Regions from separate parts of the Homo sapiens genome. Here region 1 is linked to region 2. A link is an interaction called in ENCODE POLR2A ChIA-PET data of the cell type or tissue named here. Cell type or tissue: Panc1. All regions are shown on one strand. Links, peaks and the distances in the headings refer to the core of each region. The heading gives the core; the rest is flanking DNA.

Region 1 (10,659 bases), core at 3,679-8,678, 53 kb before region 2:
CCTGGGTGACAGACTAAGACTCCGTCTCACCAAAAAAAAAAAATTATCTATCTGTCTGTCTGTCTGTCTGTCTGTCTGTCTGTCTGTCTGTCTATCTATCTATCTATCTATCTATATATCTATATATATAAAATAAAAATTCAGGGATATGGCCATGTGTTCCAGGAAGTTCTTATGCTGGTCTAGGATAGAGTTGGAAGGTCCCAGACCTGGAACAACACAGACCTGATGGTCACATGGTCTGAATTCCAAGAGACTAGTGAGCATGGCTTAACTAGCAGCTTTTGCTCCACCCACCAGAGACTGCCAGCATCCCCTCCAGGGAAGGGGCCTTACTGCTCTCCTGCCACCCAGTGGTGTGCTAGAGCCAGCTTGTTTGGCTTGCAGGAGCCAATTGTCAGCATCTCTGTGGGTTTTTTTTTTTTTATTGTTTTTGTTTTTGTTTTGAGAGAAGTCTCGTTCTTGTCCCCCAGGCTTGAGTGCAATGACTCAATCTCGGCTCACTGTAACCTCCGCCTCCTGGGTTCAAACAATTCTGTCTCTGCCTCCCAAGTAGCTGGGATTAAGGCACCTGCCACCATGCCCGGCTAATTTTTGTATTTTTTAGTAGAGACGGGGTTTCACCATGTTGGCCAGGCTGGTCTCGAACTCCCGACCTCAAGTGATCCGCCCACCTTGGCCTCCCAAAGTGTTAGGATTACAGGCGTGAGCCACCGCGCCTGGCCACATCTCTGTGTTTAACATCACCTTGGTACCTTGAGATTGGCCACAGTGGGAGGATTTACAGCATAAAAATTGGTAAACACTACAAATCGGGGCTCCTCCTATCACTCCTGGAAAACTAATTGTTAAACATTAGCGGGCATACCACTTCTCCACCCCATCAAGACTTCACACCTAAGTGCTCACATTTCCTCTGAGAATCTTTCACACCCCACTCCTGCTATCAGTTTCTTATAAGTTAATTAGTAAACCTTATTTGAATGTTAGTGAGCATTATTTGAATGTGTTAGAATGTGCATAAGTTAACTTTGCAGAAAGGGAAGGAAATGTATTTGAAGGATGGCATGTTTTATAAAACCCAAGAGTAGGAACCTGACAACCTCAGCAGCTTCTCCCTGTCTTCCTCTCCTCTCTTTAAGCTTCACCCTCTCTGATATCATATTCCTCCTTTTTCTCTGTTTCTCTCTCTGTTGCATTTGCACAAGGACTGGGTGGGCTGTCCCAGCTCTGACTTTACAACATCTTCCAGTTCAAGCCCCTAGGAGAGACTGACACAAATCCCTGTCTCCCAATTCCACATTTCTGAAAGAAGGAAACTCTGATTGGTGCAGCTAGAGGCGAGTGTACCCCTTGGTCCAGTCTATGGCTGGGAGTGGTACCATGTGGTCTGCTGTGGGGCACAGAGACATGAGAAGGGCTGTGTGTGGAATGGGCTGTGATAGACTCAAACATTCTACTTTTCTATTATTGTACGTTTAGGTGGTTTCTAGTTTGTCCCTACTGCAAATAATGCTGTGGTGAACATCTTGGTGCAAAATCATTTTTTTACATTTCAGACTATTTCCTTAGGTATAAGTTGCAGAAATGAGATTAAAGGATAATAGAATATAAATGTGGCCGGGCGCGGTGGCTCATGCCTGTAATCCCAGCACTTTGGGAGGCCGAGGCGGGTGGATCACAAGGTCAGGAGTTTGAGATCAGCCTGGCCAATATGGTGAAACCCTGTCTGTACTAAAAATACAAAAATTAGCCGGGCATAGTGGTGGTCACCTGTAGTCCTAGCTACTCAGGAGGCTGAGGCAGGAGAATCGCGTGAACCCAGGAGGCGGAGGCTGCAGTGAGCTGAGATGGTACCACTGCACTCCAGCCTGGGTGACAGAGTGAGACTCCATCTCCACACAAAAAAAAAAATATAAATGTTTTAAAGTTATTTGATAAATACTGCCAAATTGTTTTTCAAAAGTGTGCCATATCTACAGCTTCCAGCAGTGTGTGGCGAGTGCGTTACTTTTCTATACTCTCACTCAGCTGGCTGACATTTAAAAACATCTTTTAAATATTTATTCCTTTTTTGGCCAGGTGCAATGGCTCATGTCTCTAATCCCAGCACTTTGGGAGACTGAGGTGGGCAGATCACTTGAGCTAGGAGTTCAAGACCAGTCTGAGCAACATGGTGAGAGCTCATCTCTACATTAAAAAAAAAAAAAAAGAGGCCAGGCATGGTGGCTTACGCCTGTAATCCTAGCACTTTGGGAGGCCGAGGCAGGTGGATTGCCTGAGCTCAGGAATTTAAGACCAGCCTGGGCAACACAGTGAAACCCCATCTCTACTAAAAAATACAAAAAATTAGCCAGGCGTGGCAGCATGCGCCTATAGTCCCAGCTACTCGGGAGGCTGAGGCAGGAGAATTGCTTGAAGCCGGGAGGTGGAGGTTGCAACAAGCTGAGACCACGCCACTGCACTCTAGCCTGGGCAACAGAGCAAGACTCCATCTTTTAAAAAAAAAAAAAAAAAAAAAAGGGCCAGGCGTGGTGGCTCACACCTGTAATCCCAGCACTTTGGGAGGCCGAGAGAGGTGGATTGCTTGAAGCCAGGAGTTTGAGACCAGCCTGGCCAACGTAGCAAAACCCTGTCTCTACTTAAAAAATACAAAAATTGGCCGGGCGCAGTGGCTCACGCCTGTAATCCCAGCACTTTGGGAGGCTGAGGTGGGTGGATCATGAGGTCAGGAGATCGAGACCATCCTGGCTAACACAGTGAAACCCCGTCTCTACTAAAAATACAAAAAGTTAGCCAGGCGTGGTGGCAGGCGCCTGTAGTCCCAGCTACTCGGGAAGCTGAGGCAGGAGAATGGCATGAACCCGGGAGGCGGAGCTTGCAGTGAGCCGAGATCGCGCCACTGCACTCCAGCCTGGGTGACAGAGCGAGACTCCATCTCAAAAAAAAAAAAAAAAAAAAATACAAAAATTAGCTGGGCATGGTGGCACATGCTTACAGTTCCAGCCACTTGGGTGATTGAGGCATGAGAATTGCTGGAACCCAGGAGGCAGTGAGCCAATATCGCACCACTGCACTCCAGCCTGAGCAACAGAGTGAGACTCTGTCTCAAAAATAAATAAATAATAAAGTCTCAAGGCAGGAAAAAAGCAAGTGTCTCAGTCTGAAGGCTGTCAGGCAGGAAGAATTCTCTTACTTGAGGGAGAGTAAGCCCTCTTGTTCTGTTCAAGCCTTTAACTGACTGGATGGGGTCCATGTTAGGGAGAATTCGCTTTTTTTTTTTTTTGAGACGGAGCCTCACTCTGTCACCCAGGTTGGAATGCAGTGGTGTGATCTCGGCTCACTGCAACCTCTGCCTCCCAGGCTCAAGCGATTCTTGTACCTCAGCTTCCCAACCAAGTAGCTGGGATTACAGGCACATGCCACCACGCCCGGCTACTTTTTTATTTTTAGTAGAAATAGGGTTTCACCATGTTGGCCAGGCTGGTCTCGAACTGCTAATCTCAAGTGATCCGCCTGCCTCAGTCTCCCAAAGTGGTGGGATAACAGACGTGAGCCACTGCGCCTGGCTGAGAATTTACATGTTAATCTCATCTCAAAGCACTCTGACAGAAACACCCAGAACAATGTTTTACGTAATATCTCGGCACCTGTGGCCCAGTCATATTGAATATAAAATTAACCATCACTTCCATATAACCAGCACCACATCAAGAAACAACAGCACAAAGCTGGCTGGATTTTGAATGTTGATTTTAAAGTTGATCCAAATATTGTTCAGTATGTAAAATGTGCGTGCTACCCATTGACCCAGTAGTTCTTCTTTTACGAAGGTAGCCTATGGAAATATTCACAGAGATGGATAAAGAAAAATAAAAAGAGGCTGGGCGCAGTGGCTCACCCAATCACCTGAGGTCGGGAGTTTGAGACCAGCCTGACCAATGCCGAGAAACCCCATCTCTACTAAAAATACACAATTAGCCGGGCGTGGTGGCACATGCCTGTAATCCCAGCTACTCGGGAGGCTGAGGCAGGAGAATCGCTCGAACCCGGGAGGCAGAGGTTGCTGTGAGCTGAGATCGCATCATTGCACTCCAGCCTGGGCAACAAGAGCTAAACTCTGTCTCAAAAAAAAAAAAAAAAAGAAAAGAAAAGAAAAAGAAAAAAAGAGAGAGGGGAGGAAATCAAAGCTCAAGAGAGGTTAAGTAAATCTCCCAAGGTCACACAGCTAGTAATTGGCAAAGCTGGGATTTAACCAAGCAGTTTGGCTCTATCACAGCACTTTTATTTTATTTATTTATTTATTTATTTTTGAGACGGAGTCTCGCTCTGTTGCCTAGGCTGGAGTGCAGTGGCACGATCTTGGCTCACTGCAAGCTCCGCCTCCCAGGTTCACGCCATTCTCCTGCCTCAGCCTCCTAAGTAGCTGGGACTACAGGCACCTGCCACCGCGCCCGGCTAATTTTTTGTATTTTTAGTAGAGACGGGGTTTCAGATGGTCTCGATCTCCTGACCTCGTGATCCACCCGCCTTGGCCTCCCAAAGTGCTGGGATTACAGGCATGAGCCACCGCGCCCGGGCCATTTTATTTATTTTTTAAAGAGATGGGGTCTTGCTCTATTGCTCAAGCCAGAGCCCAGTGACACAATCATAGCTCACTGCTGCCTTGACCTCCTGGGCTCAAAGGATCCTCCTGTCTCAGCCTCCCACATGGCCCAGCCCAGCAGCACTTTTTTTTTTTTTTTTTTTTGAGATGGAGTCTCACTCTGTCCCCCAGGCTGGAGTGCAGTGATGTGATCTCGGCTCACTGCAACCTCCGCCTCCTGAGTTCAAGCCGTTCTGCTGCTTCGGTCTCCCAAGTAGCTGGGACTGCAGGAATGTGCCACCATGCCCGGGTAATTTTTGTATTTTGAGTAGAGATGGGGTTTCACCATGTTGGCCAGCCTGGTCTTGAACTCCTGACCTCAGGTGATCCACCTGCCATAGCCTCCCAAAGTGCTGGCATTACAGGTGTGAGCCACCATGGCCAGCTGTCCAGCAGCACTTTTTTTTTTTTTTTTTTTTTCAGATGGAGTCTTGCTCTTTCACCCAGGCTGGAGTGCAGTGGCACAATCTCAGCTCACTGCAACCTCCGCACCCTGGGTTTAAGCGATTCTCCTGCCCTAGCCTCCCGAGTAGCTGGGACTACAGGCGCATGCCACCATGCCCAGCTAATTTTTGTATTTTTAGTAGAGATGGGGTTTCACCATGTTGGCCAGGATGGTCTCGATCTCCTGACCTCGTGATCCACCTGCCTCAGCCTCCCAAAGTGCTAGGATTACAGGCATGAGCCACCGTGCCTGGCAGCAGCACTTTTGATCATTATTTCTGTTTATTGGTAATAGTAAAAAATTAGAAACTACCCAGATGTACATAAAAAGTGAATTGGGGCCAGGCACAGTGGCTCACACCTGCAATCCCACCACTTTGGAAGGCCGAGGCGGGCAGATCACTAGAGGTCAGGAGTTTGAGCCTGACCAACATGCTAAAATCCCCTCTCTACTAAAAATACAAAAATTAGCTAGGCATGGTGGCACACGCTTGTAATCTTAGCTACTTGGGAGGCTGAGGCACAAGAATCACTTGAATCCGTGAGGTGGAGGTTGTAGTGAGTCAAGATCGTACCACTGCACTCCAGCCTGGGGAACAGAGCAAGATTCTGTCTAAAAAATAAAAAAATAAAAAAAGCGAATTGGGTATATAAATCAGTTATTTCTATCTAGTGAAATGGTACAGAGACACTAAAAAAGAAGGCGATCAGCCAGGCATGGTGGCTCATGCCTTTGGGAGGCATGAGCACCCAAAGGTGCTAATTCCAGCAGTTTGGGAGGCTGAGGCAGGAGGATCGCTTGAGCCCAGGAGTTCAAGACCAGCCTGAGCAACATAGTGAGACCCTGTCTCAAACGAAAAAAAAGGATAAAAAGGAAGGAGATCTAGACATACCTAGTGACAGAAAAGTGTTCGTGTTTTACAGTTGCAAAATAAGCTGTCATTTTGGTAAATGTATGTTAAGAATCTCTTTGGCGTGCAGGACCATGGACAGTGTCCACTGTCCTCTCTGTATAGCCTAGAATATATTACAATGAACTTCCATTACCGCTCTAATGGGAGAAGAACAACAGAAAGAAAAAATTGGTCCAGTGAGGAGCTTCAGCCCCTGGGAACTGGTTTATGGCCGAGTCTCAGTTCCTTGCCTGGCATACCACACAGCTCATGGTGGTCCATGTCTCCTGGCTCCTCTTGACTTCCTGCCTCCCTGCCTCCCTCTTCCTAGGACGCTGTTTGTGACTGTAGTACCCAGTCTCTCACCTCCTGCTTCGCCCGATCGTCCCGCTCTGCCATCCGCCACTCTCCTTCCAAGTGCAGGCTGCACCCTTCAGAGTCCAGCTGGGGTGGGGAGGAGAGGGCACTCCCCCCCAGCGAGTGACAGAGCAGCCAAGCTCCCCGCCTCAACCAGCCCAGCCCCTGGATAGCAGAAGGGAACCAGCAGAGACGAGACGAGGTGAGGCGAGGGGCTGTGTCCTCAGCATTGCCTGGCCCTGGAGGGACAGCAGTGATGCCACTGCCAGAATGCAGCTTTCACATCAAGGTAAAGCCGGGTCTCCTGCTGGCCCCTGGGTGGTGAGCTTCGACTTCCCAGGGGAAGGCAGTGAGTGGGAGAGAGACCAAACCTGGGCTTCCCAAGCATCCACTGAGAGATCTGTCAAGAGCCGATCCCTGGGTCCTAAGAGAGAGCCTTGCCTGGTTCTGCCCATGCCACCCTCTTGGAAGAGCCCAAGAAGGATACATGTCTGGCCATGCCTTTGGGGAAAAGGAGTCGGAGAGATGTTTCCTGCTGACCATCCACCCCTTCATTTGGGAGGAGACACTGCTGAGAAGAACAGGCTTTGCTCTAGGGCTCCATGTTTGGTTCCTGGTGGAGCCCTGTTGGGCATCATCACCATCACCTCCTTCTCTCCACCACCTCCTCCTCCCAGCCCCACTGCTCTAGATTGCTGGGACACTAGGGAGTATGATAGGGCAGTAGCCAGGGCCATTGCTTAGTGTCCTGGAGCCCTGGATCTCCCTGCCCATAGCCTGGATGCAGCAAGAGCTGGGAGGCGAAGTGGAAACATGCAGGGCTCAGGGTTGGGGAGTGATTGCAATTGCCTTCCTTGCCAAAGTGACTTGGGGCCCCAACGTTCCCAGCAGACCCCTTGAGGACAGAAATAGGTAGAGTCAGTCTCAAGACCTGGTGCATAGATAAATGCCTAAATACACTGCCTTGATCTCAAGTGATCTCAGAGGCCTCTTTCCCTGGCACCCTGAGAGGCAGCAGGCACTACATCTCCACTGTGTTTACATCCTGCAGCTGGTCGGGGGGCAAAGATATTCCCAGTAAGAGATTCTTGGTTGGCCAGGTCAGGCCCAGGAGAACACCAAGAGGCCAGAGCCCAGGACACAGCAGTAGACTGGGGCCTGGAAACACGTATCTTGCCTAGATTGTTTATTTGAATTTTTCCTACTATAAATATTTAAGGTGGTTTACTTTATTTTAATAATTTAATTTACCCCAAAGTCCCTAAGGTAATTTATTGGAGGTTGAAACATGCATTCTTGCCACTGGGACAACATGAGGCCTCTAACAGCACGGGCAGGCATGGGGTCCCCTGGGTGGACGAGGCCGCTTGGCAGCCAGGTTTGGAGACCTGGCCTCCTGGTCAGCTTTGGAGGGCCCCTCAACAGAGCTGGAGCCCTGCACCCCAACACGGCTGGCCATGTGGCCTCAGAACACTACTTATTACTCAATGCCTGGTACTTGGCCAGCCCCAGCGGTCAGTCTATAAATACTCACTGACAAGGTGGAGGGCTGGACGGCCATCACCACTCCCCAGACGTTCTCCATTGCCTGTCTCATTTCCCTCCCTCCCTCTGACACCTTTCTTCATGAGTCGAACGTGGATTACTAAAGCTCTATTAAGAGTGTGGAGATCCCTCCAAGTTTCCCAAATGAGAACTCACAGGAAAACAGGACTGAACTTTGAGAATGTTGTTTATCGCAGCTTTGCACATAAACCTGAGTGTCTCCCAGCCTGCCTCGGTTCTCACCAGCCTGCCAGCCTTTTCACCAGCCTCTCTCCTTAGCCTTATGGCCTTTCACGGCTCTTCTCCCTGCCCCAGCTCTGCTGCCCGCCCTTCCTCACGTCCCCTGTGAGCTGCCTGAGCCATTGGTTGGATTTCGATGTGGCTCATTGCAGCATGTGGGGCAGCGCCTCCCATGGCCTCGCCTTGGTGCCGGTGAACCCCTTTTGGTTGCACACATGCTCCCCACACACACATAGACATCAGCCTTCCTGTAACTGACTGGGGACCCAGAGTGGAAACACCAGGATGGATCAGCTTGTCTGCAGAATTGCCCATCAGGAAGACCAAAAGCCAGTAGCTTTGCTGATCTGCCCCCAGGACTCTGGAGGCGCCCCTGCACTCCCACCTCCCACCTGCCAGTTCCCAGACCCACCCATTCGGGATCACCTGGACCAGTTACCCCAAGTCCTGCATCTCCCTTCCCTGCAGGCTGAACACCAGGGTCATGCCAGTCCCGCCAGCCGCCTCCTCCATGCCCCAGTGACTGGTGTGGGCAGAGCAGGCAGCCAGTGGAGCTGTGGGCCAGTTCCGCTCTTGGATGCTGCTGCTCTCACCCATGAGGTCAGGGGGGCCCTCCAAGGTTATCTCCAGGTGAGGGGATTCACATCAGGCCACAAGCCACCAGAGGCCTTCTGCCACCTCCCAGAGCGACAGCCAGGGAGGCTGCGTACTCAGCCTCGGGGAGAAATCCCCGTGGGACCTGAGCCCCAAGACCTACGGACCACTCAGCCTTACCATCGTACCGTCCAGGATTGTCCTTGCCATCTTTGTTGTCTCAGCCAGACCTTGGTTTTCAGTAAAGCCCCAGTTTCTACTTCCTGCATGCCACTGTGCAAGGCCACTCATCACTGTTCCTGCAGAAGCCTCTGGACGTGGGGCTGGATGGGGTTGAAAATGTTACATGTAAATATTGGTTTGGTTCGGTTTTTAGCATTTTACTTGGTAACTGGTTGTTTTCTTTTTTGGGGTGGGGGGATTGGTTTGTAAAAATTCTCTACTCTTTTGGAATGTGATTTCTAAGTTTGTTGGTTTCTTCAAATGCCTTTTAAGTCTTGGTAACATTCCCAAAGCAGAAAACTGCCTGACCCACAGTGGGGATTCCCTGGAGAATTGGGGTCCCAAGAAGGAATGCTGCCCTTCTCGAACCCGTTCTCCCCCTTCCTCCTGCCTCTCTGCCTTTTACTGCTATTCCCTTCTTCTCCTCCTTTATCCTTCTTTCTGTTTTCCCCATCTCCACTCTCTCTTCAACCAAAGTCCCAAGGAACCCTCGGGGCTCAATCCCCCATAGACCACTTGGCTTGGGTCCATGGGGTTGGCATCAGTTGGTTGGCGGAAATGGGGGACCAGTTGGCATGATGGCCCTAAACTGGGAAACCTCATGTTTCTTATGTCTCACCTCTTTCCAGAGCCAAATCAGCCCCTTTTGGAATGATGACTTCATTGGAATGCAAATCAAGTCATTTTGGTGCATCAGTGGCTCTTAGGCCTGCACACACGAGACATCAGAATCCAATCCTCTGACCCTGTGCCAGCCCTTTCCCCCAGTTTATTTCCCACCAAAGGCTGACCTCTAAGAGGTCTTGCTTTCTATGAACTCAAGATGGGTCCCACCTCTAGGTGTCCCCAGGTGCACTCTTCTACCGGTTGGCTTCCGATGTGACAAGGCCAAGGGCCCAAAGACTTGACCCTCTTACACCCTTGCTGACATGGTTCCATCATGTCCACCCGCATGCACTTTTATGGTTTCATCACCCAGCCTCTTCTCCTCTGGCCCACCCAGCGTCCAGGCTCTTTCTCCCTCTCCCCTCCTATCTAGAATGTCCCCTGCTTCTAGCCTCACCAGACCCCCCAAGCTCCCACTACTTCTTCCATAATAATAGTAATAACAATGGTTATCATCATCCCCTGCACATCCCGCCTAAAGCACTTTACTATATAGAAAACGTTTCCCCTGGCCGGGCATGGTGGCTCACGCCTGAAATCCCAGCTCTTTGGGAGGCTGAGGCGAGCGGATCAGTTGAGGTCAGGAGTTCAACGCCAGCCTGGCCAACGTGGTGAATCCCTGTCTGTACTAAAAGTACAAAAAATTAGCTGAGCATGGTGGTGCGTGCCTGTAATCCCAGCTACTCGGGAGGCTGAGGTGGGAGAATCGCTTGAGCCCAGGAGGCGGAGGTTGCAGGAGCAGAGATTGCGCCACTGCACTCCAGCCTGGATGACAGAGTGAGACCCAATCTCAAAAAAGAAATCGTTTCCCACCCCACATCTCCTTCAGACCTCTCAGGGACAACTCTGGGAGGCAGCCTTGGCAGGACATGGGTTAGTGCGCCCATTTTGCTGTGAGGAAACTGAGGTACAGGTCTCATCCCAGAGCATGAGAAGTCACTGAGTTTAGATGAGAACTTGGGTCCAACTCTGTCCTGTTTGCTGTGCAAATCCGCTGCCCTGCTGGGGGCTTTTGGTGGGTCCAGAATACCCAGAATATGCTGCTGGCCAACC
Region 2 (10,659 bases), core at 1,195-6,194:
ATATGTTGGGAAGCACAATGAAATAATGAATCCATAAAGTGCTTATCACGGTACCTGGCATAGTGTTAAGCGCTCAATAAATTTGGCTCGTATGAGTATTATATACTGCATTTTAGGGCTCTTGTTTGTCCTTTACCTCACTCAGGCTGCCTTAAAGTACAAATTGTTTTTAGGGATTCCGCCTTACAGCTGGCAGGAACCTGGAGCCATCTAAGAGCACACCCCAGGGCTTTGCTGGTGGTAGCTTTCCTCGTGTCCTGAGTTGCCTTCTTCAGGAGTGGAAGGCAGGGGGTTGTGCTTCTGCTTTTAGAGTTACTTTAGTATGACTCCTGTGTTAAAACTTCCGCTGGCCGATGGGTGTCTGGGATTAACAAGAAGGCTCCTAGATGGGTCTTGCTTTGTTCTAGCAGTTATTTATACCAGGACCCTGGAAGGGATAGAATTAATATATAAGACAGACTCAGATTTCCAGCTTGGCAGTCTCTACAAACCTCTCATTTACCACCTGCTGCCAGAACCCAGGAGTGACACAACAGGAAGGTGGGCCTATTGCAGGGGTTGCTGCCCTTTTCCTTTCAGGAAAATATGAGGGGTGTGAATGGCCCTTATCTAGGCCTGAGGATGAGCAGGGGTACTTCCTGTTACAGTGAGGATCTGTGAGCATATCAGCTACTTAAGTAGCTGCCTTTGATCCTTCCCCACCCCTTAGCTTATGGAGATAGGGGGGATAGCATCTCTGAGAGAATTTCTTCTGGCGAAGAGGTACCCAGACTTTCCTTTATGCAGTGAAAAATCTCAGCTGCATTTTTAAAAGTCTTCCATGGAGCTGGGTGGTTTGGCTTGTTTATCTGGCTTCCTGGGGGAGTCTCCTGAGATCCTTTGCTTTCCTAAGGGCCCCCAGGAGACAGCAGTAGAACCAACATCCATTACCGTAGACACTTGAGGGGATGTTTAAGTCAATAGTTTTAGGATTAGATTAATTCAGCCTTTAACCCTGAGGAAACTTAAGAGCCAAGTCATCAGATAATTGTGCATCTTCTAGACTGAAGTATGGAATTTAGCCCAGTACTCTGGGATCTCTTTCAGAGCTGAGCTAGGAATCCGCATGCTAGTTCCAGCTCCACACCTAGCTGGCTGTGTGAATTCAGAAATCACTTAAATTTTCTGGGCCTCTTTTCTCATTGGAGAATGAGGGCATTACTGTAAACCAGTGGTTCTTAGCCCTAGCTGCATGTAAGAATTACCTGTGAAGCTTTAAAAACAATACTCAGGCCCTACGTTAGCCCAATTAAATTGGATCTTTAAGGTTGGGGCTGAGTCATTGATAATCTTCACTGCTTCCCAGGTTTAAGTGTAGCTAAGATAACTACGTGGACAACATGACCAAGTTTTAAACAACTGAAAAAAGTTAAGCTTCTGTGTCATTCTGCTCCTCAGAAACCTTCAGGGGTTGTCTGTGTAGTAAAGTCCAGCTCAGGTGCTCTGCATTCTGACCTAGGCTACTTCTGCAGCTTGTCTTCTTTCCCAGCTATATTGTTCTTGGTGTCTCCTGAATGTATTGTCTTTTTTTTTTTTTTTTTTTTTTTGAGACAGGGCCTCGCTCTGCCCAGGCTGGAGTGCAATGGTGCAATCTCGGCTCACTGCAACCTCCACCCCCTGGGTTCAAGCCTCAGCCTCCTGAGCTGGGATTAAGGCATGCGCCATCATGCTCAGCTAATTTTTGTATTATTAGTGGAAATGGGGTTTCACTTTGTTGGCCAGGCTGATCTTGAACTTCTGACCTCAAGTGATCCTCCCACCTCAGCCTCCCAAAGTGCTGGGATTACAGGTGCCCTGCCTGAGTGTATTGTCTTTAATTCTTTCTTTCCCAACCCTGATGTCCTCACCTGTATGTCCCTCCTCCCTTCCCCTGTTCAAAACATATCCCTTTAGGGCCCATCATTCTCCCTTCCCTTGGGAAACTCCTGACCATCCTAATCCTTAGTTATTTCTCCTGCCTCTGCATTGGTTTTGAGCTTCATTAGCTCTGAGTGTATGTTCCAAACACTAGCTGCAATGTAAACATGATAACTCAAGCAGCATTCAATCCTTCAGAGAGTGGGACACATGGAAATACAGGTTGAGTATCCCTTATCCAAAATGCTTGGGACCAGAAGTGTTTCAGGTTTTGGATTTTTTCCAATTTTGGAATATTTGAATTATACTTACCAGTTGAGCATCCCTAATCTGAAAATCTAAAATCCGAGTGCTCCAATGAGCATTTAGTCTGAGCGTCATGTCAGTGCTCAAAAAGTTTTGGATTTTGAAGCACTTCGGATTTTGGATTTTCAGATTAGAGATGCTCAACATGTGCCACTGGGGTGACTTGTATACTGTTAAACGTGTGATATGGTGTATTGTTGGCTATGTCATTATGTATGTATATCTTGTAAATATTAGTTGATGGATAGCTATCCATGACCAGCCTCCAGCTGTCATTTTTACCCTTATTTCCTATTTCCAGCAGACCTTGTGCTTTCTCATCTCCTTGCCTTTAAGTTATCCTCCCTTTCTGGAATTTCCTCTTTTATTCTTATTCTCATTTACAGGAATTTTATCTATTTCTCAAGGTGCAGTTCAGATATTACCTCCTCCATGAAACTTCTTCCCAGCACCCACAAGCTGCAGTGACTCGATTATGCCCTAAACCTCTGTAACCCTTAGAGCAGTGCTTCTCAATTGGGAGTGATTTTGCCCCAAAGAGGACATTTGGCATTATCTGGAGACATGTTTGGCTGTCACAGCTGTTGGGGGAGTGTGCCACTGTCATCTAGTATTGGAGGCCAGGGATGCTGCTACACATTCTGCAATGCATAGAACAGACCTCCCACAACAAAAAATCATCTGGCCTAAAATGTCAGTTGTGCCAAGGTTGAGAAACTGCCTTTGAGTTTGTCCAGTTCATAAGCTTCTATGTATACTGCCTCGAACTGTAACAATTTGTTTATAGACCTTATCTCCCCTATTTAATTGAATTAATAGGTAAAGACTAATTCCAGTCCCCCATCTGTGCTTTCTTGTTATTCACTACATATCAGGGCTTAATCCTAGAGCCTGTGGCCTAATCCTAACTGCTTAAGCAGAGATAAAGACATGTTCAGTGCGGAGTGGGTGTGGTGAGGCAGTCTTCTCAATTCTGAATTTCTCTTCTTTTCACTCTCAGTCTTTTCATCTGTGATGACCTGGGAGAAAGTGTGATTTAGGGCATAAAATGAGCATTTGGGATCGGAAGACCTGGGTTTCAGTTCCAGCTGTGCCATTTATTAGTTGTGGTATTTTGGTCAGTCCATGTCACCTCTTTTTTTTTTTTTGAGACGGAGTCTCGCTCTGTCACTCAGGCTGGAGTGCAATGGCACGATCTCAGCTCACTGCAAAGGTGATCCGCCTGCCTTGGCCTCCCAAAGTGCTGGGATTACAGGCGTGAGCCACCGTGCCCAGGCATGTCACCTCTTTCAGCCTCAGTTTCTTCATGTCTGTTGGTAGCCATGATGCCAGTGCCTCAGTGTTTTAGCTCACGGTGCCATCATAATAATCCAGTGAGATGTTAAATGTGAAGGTGCTCTGTAGATTGGAAAGTGCTGTAATGATTACTCATATAGCCACTGTTCAAAGGTATAAAGAGAGAGGATGTGAATCTGTTTGCTTAGGAGCTCTGCTGACTGCCTTCCCAGCCAGTCCCGTGGCCACTTCCTGTGGCTTTCTAACCATAACTGCTTCAGCACCAGCTCCAGCTGACCCTTTCCAGATTATTCTCTCCAGTATGCCCCCTTTGTTTGTTGCCGTCATTCTGTGTGTTTTTTATTTTTTTTTATTTTTTTTTTGAGATGGAGTCTCGCTCTGTCACCCAGGCTAGAGTGTAGTGGCGTGATCTCGGCTCACTGCAAGCTCTGCCTCAGCCTGCCGAGTAGCTGGACTACAGGCACCTGCAACCTCTCCCGGCTAATTTTTTGTATATTTAGTAGAGACGGGGTTTCACCATGTTGGCCAGGATGGTCTCAATCTCTTGCCCTCGTGATCCGCCCGCCTTGGCCTCCCAAAGTGCTGGGATTACAGGCGTGAGCCACCGCGCCCGGCCATACCTTCATTCTGTTTTGGTTGTCTGTCTGCAATCTTGCCAAAATCAAAGGTGATTGACTCCGCCCCTAGAATACTAGCTAGCGGCCTGGTGTCAGCACATCCTGGCAAGGCCTGACAAAGGCCAAACTTGGTCATGGGAAAAAGCTGTAAAACAAGACAGCTTGCAGTTTCAAAAGCCAATAACTTTCTTATTGTTCTTATTGTCTTTATTAAACTAACAAAGAAATTTATATGTGCATATATATATATATATATATATATATATATATTTTTTTTTTTTTTTTTTTTTTTTTTGAGACAGGATCGTGTTCCGTCACCCAGGCTGGAGTGCAGTGGTTTAATCTCAGCTTGCTGTAGCCTTCACCTTCTGGGCTCAAGCAGTCTTCCCACCTCAGCCTCCTGACTAGCTGGGACTACAGGCACACGTCATCACACCCGGCTAATTTTTGTATTTTTTATAGACACAGGGTCTTGCCATGTTGCCCGGGCTGGTCTCAAACTCCTGGGCTCAAGCAATCCACCCTCCTTGGCCTCCCGAAATGCTAGATTAGAGGCATGAGCCACCTTGCCTCGCCAAAGCAATGTTTTTAAGTGCTTGAAATCTCAGTGAGCTTCATCTGACTAAATGGACACAGTGCAGAATGAGATACAAGCTGAGACCCTCATGTCCCCAGGGTCAGGCCAAGTGTACCCTCCTGCTTATTTGCTGAGTGATCTCCAGCAAGCGGTTGACCCTCACTAGGCTAATACCTGGGGAAATGCTTAGGATTGTAGTAAGGCTCATGCTGGTGGGGAGGAATGTGAAGTACTACTTCTACAGGGAGCTTCAGGATCACAGAATTCCAGCCCTGTCAGGGACTCAAAAAGGTCATCCTGCCCAATCTTTTCCCTTGACAGATGGGGTAACTGAGGCCCAGAAAGGGAAAATGCTTTGCTCAGCACCACTGAGCTATGTAGGGGCCCATTTAGGTTTAGAATCCACATCTGATGTGCTTACATGCTCTTTCCATTACTGGAAGAATCCATGCGTCTCTGGGTGTCTTTTTTCTGAGTGAACAAAGGATTGCACTCTGTATTATCACGCTTTAAACGGTGTTCTGCAGAGCCCTAGTGGTCTCACCACCACTTCAACCAAAGCCTCTACATGTTTTCTGTTTTCTATTTCGGAGTTTTGCTGTAAAACTTGAAAGTCACTGATCTTGTTAATCTTTTAAAGCCCCTCCCAGTGTGTGTCTCTCCTGGATTCCTGGTGACATTTTTGCTTGCATTTCAATTCAGAAATGTTAGATTCTATATTTCTATTATTTATTTATTTAGTTTGAGACAGGGTCTCACTCTGTTGCCCAGGCTGGACTGCAGCGGTGCAGTCGTGGCTCGCTGCAGCCTCAGCCTCCTGGGTTTAGGTGATCCTCCCACCTCAGCCTCCTGAGTGGCTGATACTACAGGCACATACCATCACACCCTGCTAATTGTTTAATTTTTTGTAGAGATGGGGTCTCACTGTGTTGCTCAGGCTGGTCTTGAGCTCCTGGACTCAAGTGATCCTCCCACCTCCCAAAGTGCTGGGATTATGGATTTGATCCACTATGCCAACTAACTTCTATATTTCTTTTCTTTCTTTTTTTTTTTTTGAGATGGAGTCTTGCTCTGTCGCCCAGGCTGGAGCACAGTGGTGCGATCTCGGCTCACTGCAAGCTCTGCCTCCTGGATTCATGCCATTCTCCTGCCTCAGCCTCCCGAGTAGCTGGGACTACAGGTGCCCGCCACCATGCCCAGCTAATTTTTTTGTATTTTTTTAGTAGAGACAGGGTTTCACCATGTTAGCCAGGATGGTCTCGATCTCCTGACCTTGTGATCCACTCGCCTCGGCCTCCCAAAGTGCTGGGATTACGGGTGTGACCCATCGCGCCTGGCCTAATTTCTATATTTCTAAAAAGTGATGTACATAGTCATGGGCTTTTCAGCATGGAGAACTGAACTTCATTTTTCCTAGATTTTAACACCACTGACTTTTACTGTCCAAAGTTAATGGCCCTTTCATAGTCTTCATCCTCCTCCTTTTTTCTTCAGCATTTGACAGTTTTCCTCCACTTTTGTGTAAATCTCTCTTCTCCCTTGAATTCTTTGACATTGTATTTCTGCCTTTCCTCTAGCATCTCTGAACATTTTTTCTTTGTCTCTTACTGGTTCTTTCTTTTCCATCACTGAGTTGTCCTTCAGAAGAGCCCAGGCCTACAGACCTCCTTATCTCTGGTTTGGTGGTCGTTTGGAGGCTTACCTCACTCATTCTCACTCCCACCTGTGCTCAGGTCTCTCTTGGATTCCTGACTGAAATTGATTTTCTTTTTAACAAATCAGTTTCTCTGTTACTTTTTCTCAGCTCACTAATTTCCATTCATTGTTCCATAATTCTTTTATCTCCCCAACTGAAAACTTTGGCAAAATCTAACTCTTCTCTGACCTTGTTCTACTTTTTTTCTTTCTTTCTTTTTTTTTTTTTTTCGAGACAGCATCTCCCTCTGTTGCCCAGGCTGGAGTGCAGTGGCGCGATCTTGGCTCACTCCAACCTCCTCCTCCCAGTTTTAAGTGATTCTCATGCCTCAGCCTCCCAAGTAGCTGGAATTACCACCACGCCTGGCTAATTTTTGTTTGGTTAATAGTGACGGGGTTCTACCATATTGGCCAGGCTGGTCTCGAACTCCTGGCCTCAAATAATTCTCCCATCTCGGCCTCCCACAGTGCTAGGATTATAGGCATGAGCCACTGTGCCCTGGCCAACCTTGTGCTATTTTTACCAACTTTATATCCCAGAGCTCCCCCTCCTTTTTTTTTATTTTTTTCACATTTCGTAATTTCAGGAGCCTGACAGACCCTTGTTACCTTTCAGCGAGGTTTCTGCAAACTATTTTGTTTCTCCAGTATGTTCACATTTTAGTTGATTGGACCTGCTGAGTCTTTAAAAAATCGCATCTTAGCCTGGGCAACATAGTAAGACCTGTTTCTACCAAAAAACAAAAATTAGCCAGGCATAGTGGTATATGTCTGTAGTCCTTAGCTCTTTGGGAGGCTGAGGCGGGAGGATTGCTTGACCATTGGAATTCAAGGTTACAGTGAGCTAAGATGGTGCCACTGCACTCCAGCCGAGTGACAAAGCAAGACCCTGTCTCCAAAAAAACAATTTTTTTTTTTTTTTGGAGACAGAGTCTCGCTCTGTCGCCCGGGCTGGAGTGCAGTGGCACAATCTCACCTCACTGCAACCTCTGCCTCCCAGGTTCAAGCGCGTCTCCTGCTTCTGCCTCCCGAGTAGCTGGGATTACAGGCACGTGCTATCATGCCCGGCTAATTTTTGTATTTTTGGTAGACACTAGGTTTCACCACGTTGGCCAGGCTGGTCTCAAACTCCTGACCTCAGGTGATCTGCCCGCCTTGGCCTCCTAAAGTGCTGGGATTACAGGCGTGAGCCACCGTGCCCGGCCCCTAAAACATTTAAAAATAAAAAATAAAAGTTCCATCTAGTTTACTGAAATTTTGGAAGAAGGCAGGACGAAATCAAATTAATGGAGTCTTCCTTTACCCCATCCTCACTGATCTCTATTGAAGATTGTTGCTAATTGGCTGGGCATGGTGGCTCATGCCTGTAATTCTAGCACTTTGGGAGGCTGACGTGGGTGGATCGCTTGAGCTCAGGAGTTAGAGACCAGCCTGGGCAACAAAGTGCAACCCTGACACTACAAAACGTACAAAAATTAGCCAGGCGTGGTTGCGTGTGCCTGTGGTCCCAGCTACTTGGAAGGGTGAGGTAAGAGAATGGCTTGAGCCTGGAAGACAGAGGTTGCAGGTAGCCGAGATTGTGCCACTGCACTCTAGCCTGGGTGACAGAGCCAAACTCTGTCTCAAAAAAAAAAAAGATTGTTGCTAATAATAATGAAGGCTTTCAGTTCATCTCCTCACCTCAGATTATCTCCATCTCTCCTCAGTGATGAGGTCACATGTTAGACTCTCATCACTTAAAACTGATCATATCTGAGATCCTAAACAAGATTCCCAGGTGATAGATTTTGAGGCTTGCTGTTCTAACAAGCAAGAAATAGCCCTTGCCTCTGAAACTGTTTGCCAAGTAATAGCTGGAACTTCATTTCTCTTTTCTCTACTCATTCCACATCCTCTATGCCCTTAGCGTTATAACTACTGAGATAGTGAGGGCTCTTGTCCTGGTGTGATGACTCAGAGCTTCATTTCTAAGGTGTCTGAGTCGTTGGTATGTATAGGATTGCTTTAGCCTTCTCTTACCTCAAGGAGGTGCCACAGGCTGGGTAAAGAGGAAAAAACTTGCTCAGGGTCCTACAATCAGTAGATGGGGCCTGGCACAGACATTATGGTATATGAGTTGAGTATCCCTTATCCAAAATGCCTTGAACAGCCTGGAAGCAGTGGCTTACACCTGTAATCCCAGCGCTTTGGGAGGCTGAGGTCGGCGGATCACCTGAGGTCAGGAGTTCGAGACCAGCCTGGCCAACATGGTGAAACCTTGTCTCTACTAAAAATACAAAACTTAGCTGGGCATGGTGGCACCTATAGTCCCAGCTACTTGGGAGATGGAGGCAGGAGAATCGCTTGAGCCCAGGAGGCGGAGGTTGCAGTGAGCCGCGATTGAGCCACTGCACTCCAGCCTGGGCGACAGAGTGAGACTCTGTCTCAAAACCTCCCCCCCAAAAAAACAAAAAAACCAAAATGCCTTGAACCAGATGTGTTTCAGATTTTGGATTTTTTCTGATTTTGCAATATGCATTATACTTACTAGCGTTTAAGCATCCCAAATCTGAAAATGTGAAATCTGAAATGCTCCAAAACCCCAATCTTTTTGAGCACAGACTTGATGTTCAAGGGAGATGCCCACTGGAGTTTGTTTATGTATGTATGTGTCCATGTATCCATCCACCCATCCATCCATCTATCTATCCATCTGTCTATCCATCTGTCCTTTGTCACTTCTTCCAGGCATCCATTGGAGCATTTTGGATTTCAGATTTTTTAATTTGGGATGCTCAACCTGTAATGGGAAAAGCAAAGGTTTTAAAATCCTTTCCCTGGCTGGGCGCAGTGGCTCACGCCTGTAATCCCAGCACTTTGGGAGGCTGAGGCAGGTAGATCACGAGGTCAGGAGATCGAGACCATCCTGGTTAACAGTGAAACCCCGTCTCTACTAAAAATACAAAAAAATTAGCCGGGCGTTGTGGCAGGTGCCTGTAGTCCCAGCTACTCGGGAGGCTGAGGCAGGAGAATGGCGTGAACTTGGGAGGCGGAGTTTGCAGTGAGCCGAGATCGTGCCACTGCACTCCACCCTGGGCGACACAGCGAGACTCCATCTCAAAAAAAAAAAAATCCTTTCCCTATTATTCACTTATTTAGAGGCAGGGTCTTGCTGTGTTGCCCAGGCTGGACTCAAACTCTTGGGCTGAAGCAATCCTCCTGCATTAGCCTTTCAAGTAGCTGACACTATAGTTGCATGCTACCGCTCCTGGCTCTTTATTACTTAGATGTGGGGATTTTAGAAGTTACTTAACTTCTCTGAGCCTAAATTTCTCATCTATAAAGAAATAGGCCGGGCACGGTGGCTCATGCCTGTAATCCCAGCACTTTGGGAGGCTGAGGAGGGCAGATCACGAGGTCAGGAGATCGAGACCATCCTGGCTAACACGGTGAAACTCCGTCTCTACTAAAAATACAAAAAATTAGCCGGGCGTGGTGGCGGGCGCCTGTAGTCCCAGCTACTCAGGAGGCTGAGGCAGGAGAATGGCGTGAACCCAGGAGGCGGAGCTTGCAGTGAGCTGAGATGTGCCACTGCACTCCAGCCTGGGCGACAGAGCGAGACTCCGTCTCAAAAAAAAAAAAGAAAAGAAAAGAAAAAAGAAAGAAAGAAAGGCTGGGTGCGGTGGCTCATGCTGGTAATCCCACCACTTTGGGAGGCCAAAGCAGGCGGATTACCTGAGGTCAAGAGTTCGAGACCAGCCTGGCCAACATGGTGAAACCCCGTCTCTACTAAAAATATAAAAATTAGCCGGTCCTGGTGGCAGATGCCTGTAATCCCAGCTACTCGGGAGGCTGAGGCAGGAGAATCGCTTGAACCCAAGAGGCGGAGGTTGCAGTGAGCTGAGATCGTGCCACTGCACTCCAGCCTATGTGATGAGTAAAACTCTGTCTCAGAGAAAAAAATAAAGATATCTAGGCTGGGCGGGGTGGCTCACACTTGTAATCCCAGCACTTTGGGAGACTGAAGCTGGCAGATTACTTGAGGGCAGGAGTTTGAGACCAGCCTTGCTAACAGGGAAGCCCTGTCTTTACTGAAAAATACAAAAATTAGCTGGGCATGGAGGCATGCGCCTATAGTCCCAGCTACTTGGGAGGCTGAGGCAGGAGAATCACTTGAACCTGGGAGGCGGAAGTTGCAGTGAGCCAAGATCGCCCCACTGTGCTCCAGCCTGGGCAACAGAGCAAGACTCTTGTCTCAGGAAAAAAAAAAAAAAAAGAAAGAAAGATATCTAC

What was found. Peaks named below come from ENCODE experiments on the same cell type or tissue, not always from the same donor. Only the 100,000 strongest peaks of a DNase experiment are listed, where the experiment ranks them.
Region 1: POLR2A ChIA-PET joins it to region 2 with 7 read pairs; 20 of 35 experiments call an interaction of 5 or more read pairs at or near these places.

What each region holds. Positions count from the first base shown.
Region 1 is chr20:36,782,292-36,792,950 of GRCh38, reverse strand. It overlaps MTCL2 (microtubule crosslinking factor 2), which reads left to right. Exons shown (of 15, transcript NM_080627.4): 15 at 6,314-10,659. The coding sequence ends at 6,466. Among named protein-coding and RNA genes, the nearest start is that of DSN1, 14 kb to the right of the region's middle. RefSeq lists an enhancer at 10,224-10,659. In Panc1, for the core only: no CTCF peak of the experiment used is centred there; no DNase peak of the experiment used is centred there.
Region 2 is chr20:36,726,898-36,737,556 of GRCh38, reverse strand. All of the region lies in intron 1 of NDRG3 (NDRG family member 3), which reads left to right. Among named protein-coding and RNA genes, the nearest start is that of NDRG3, 14 kb to the left of the region's middle. In Panc1, for the core only: no CTCF peak of the experiment used is centred there; a DNase peak (open chromatin) is centred at 3,683.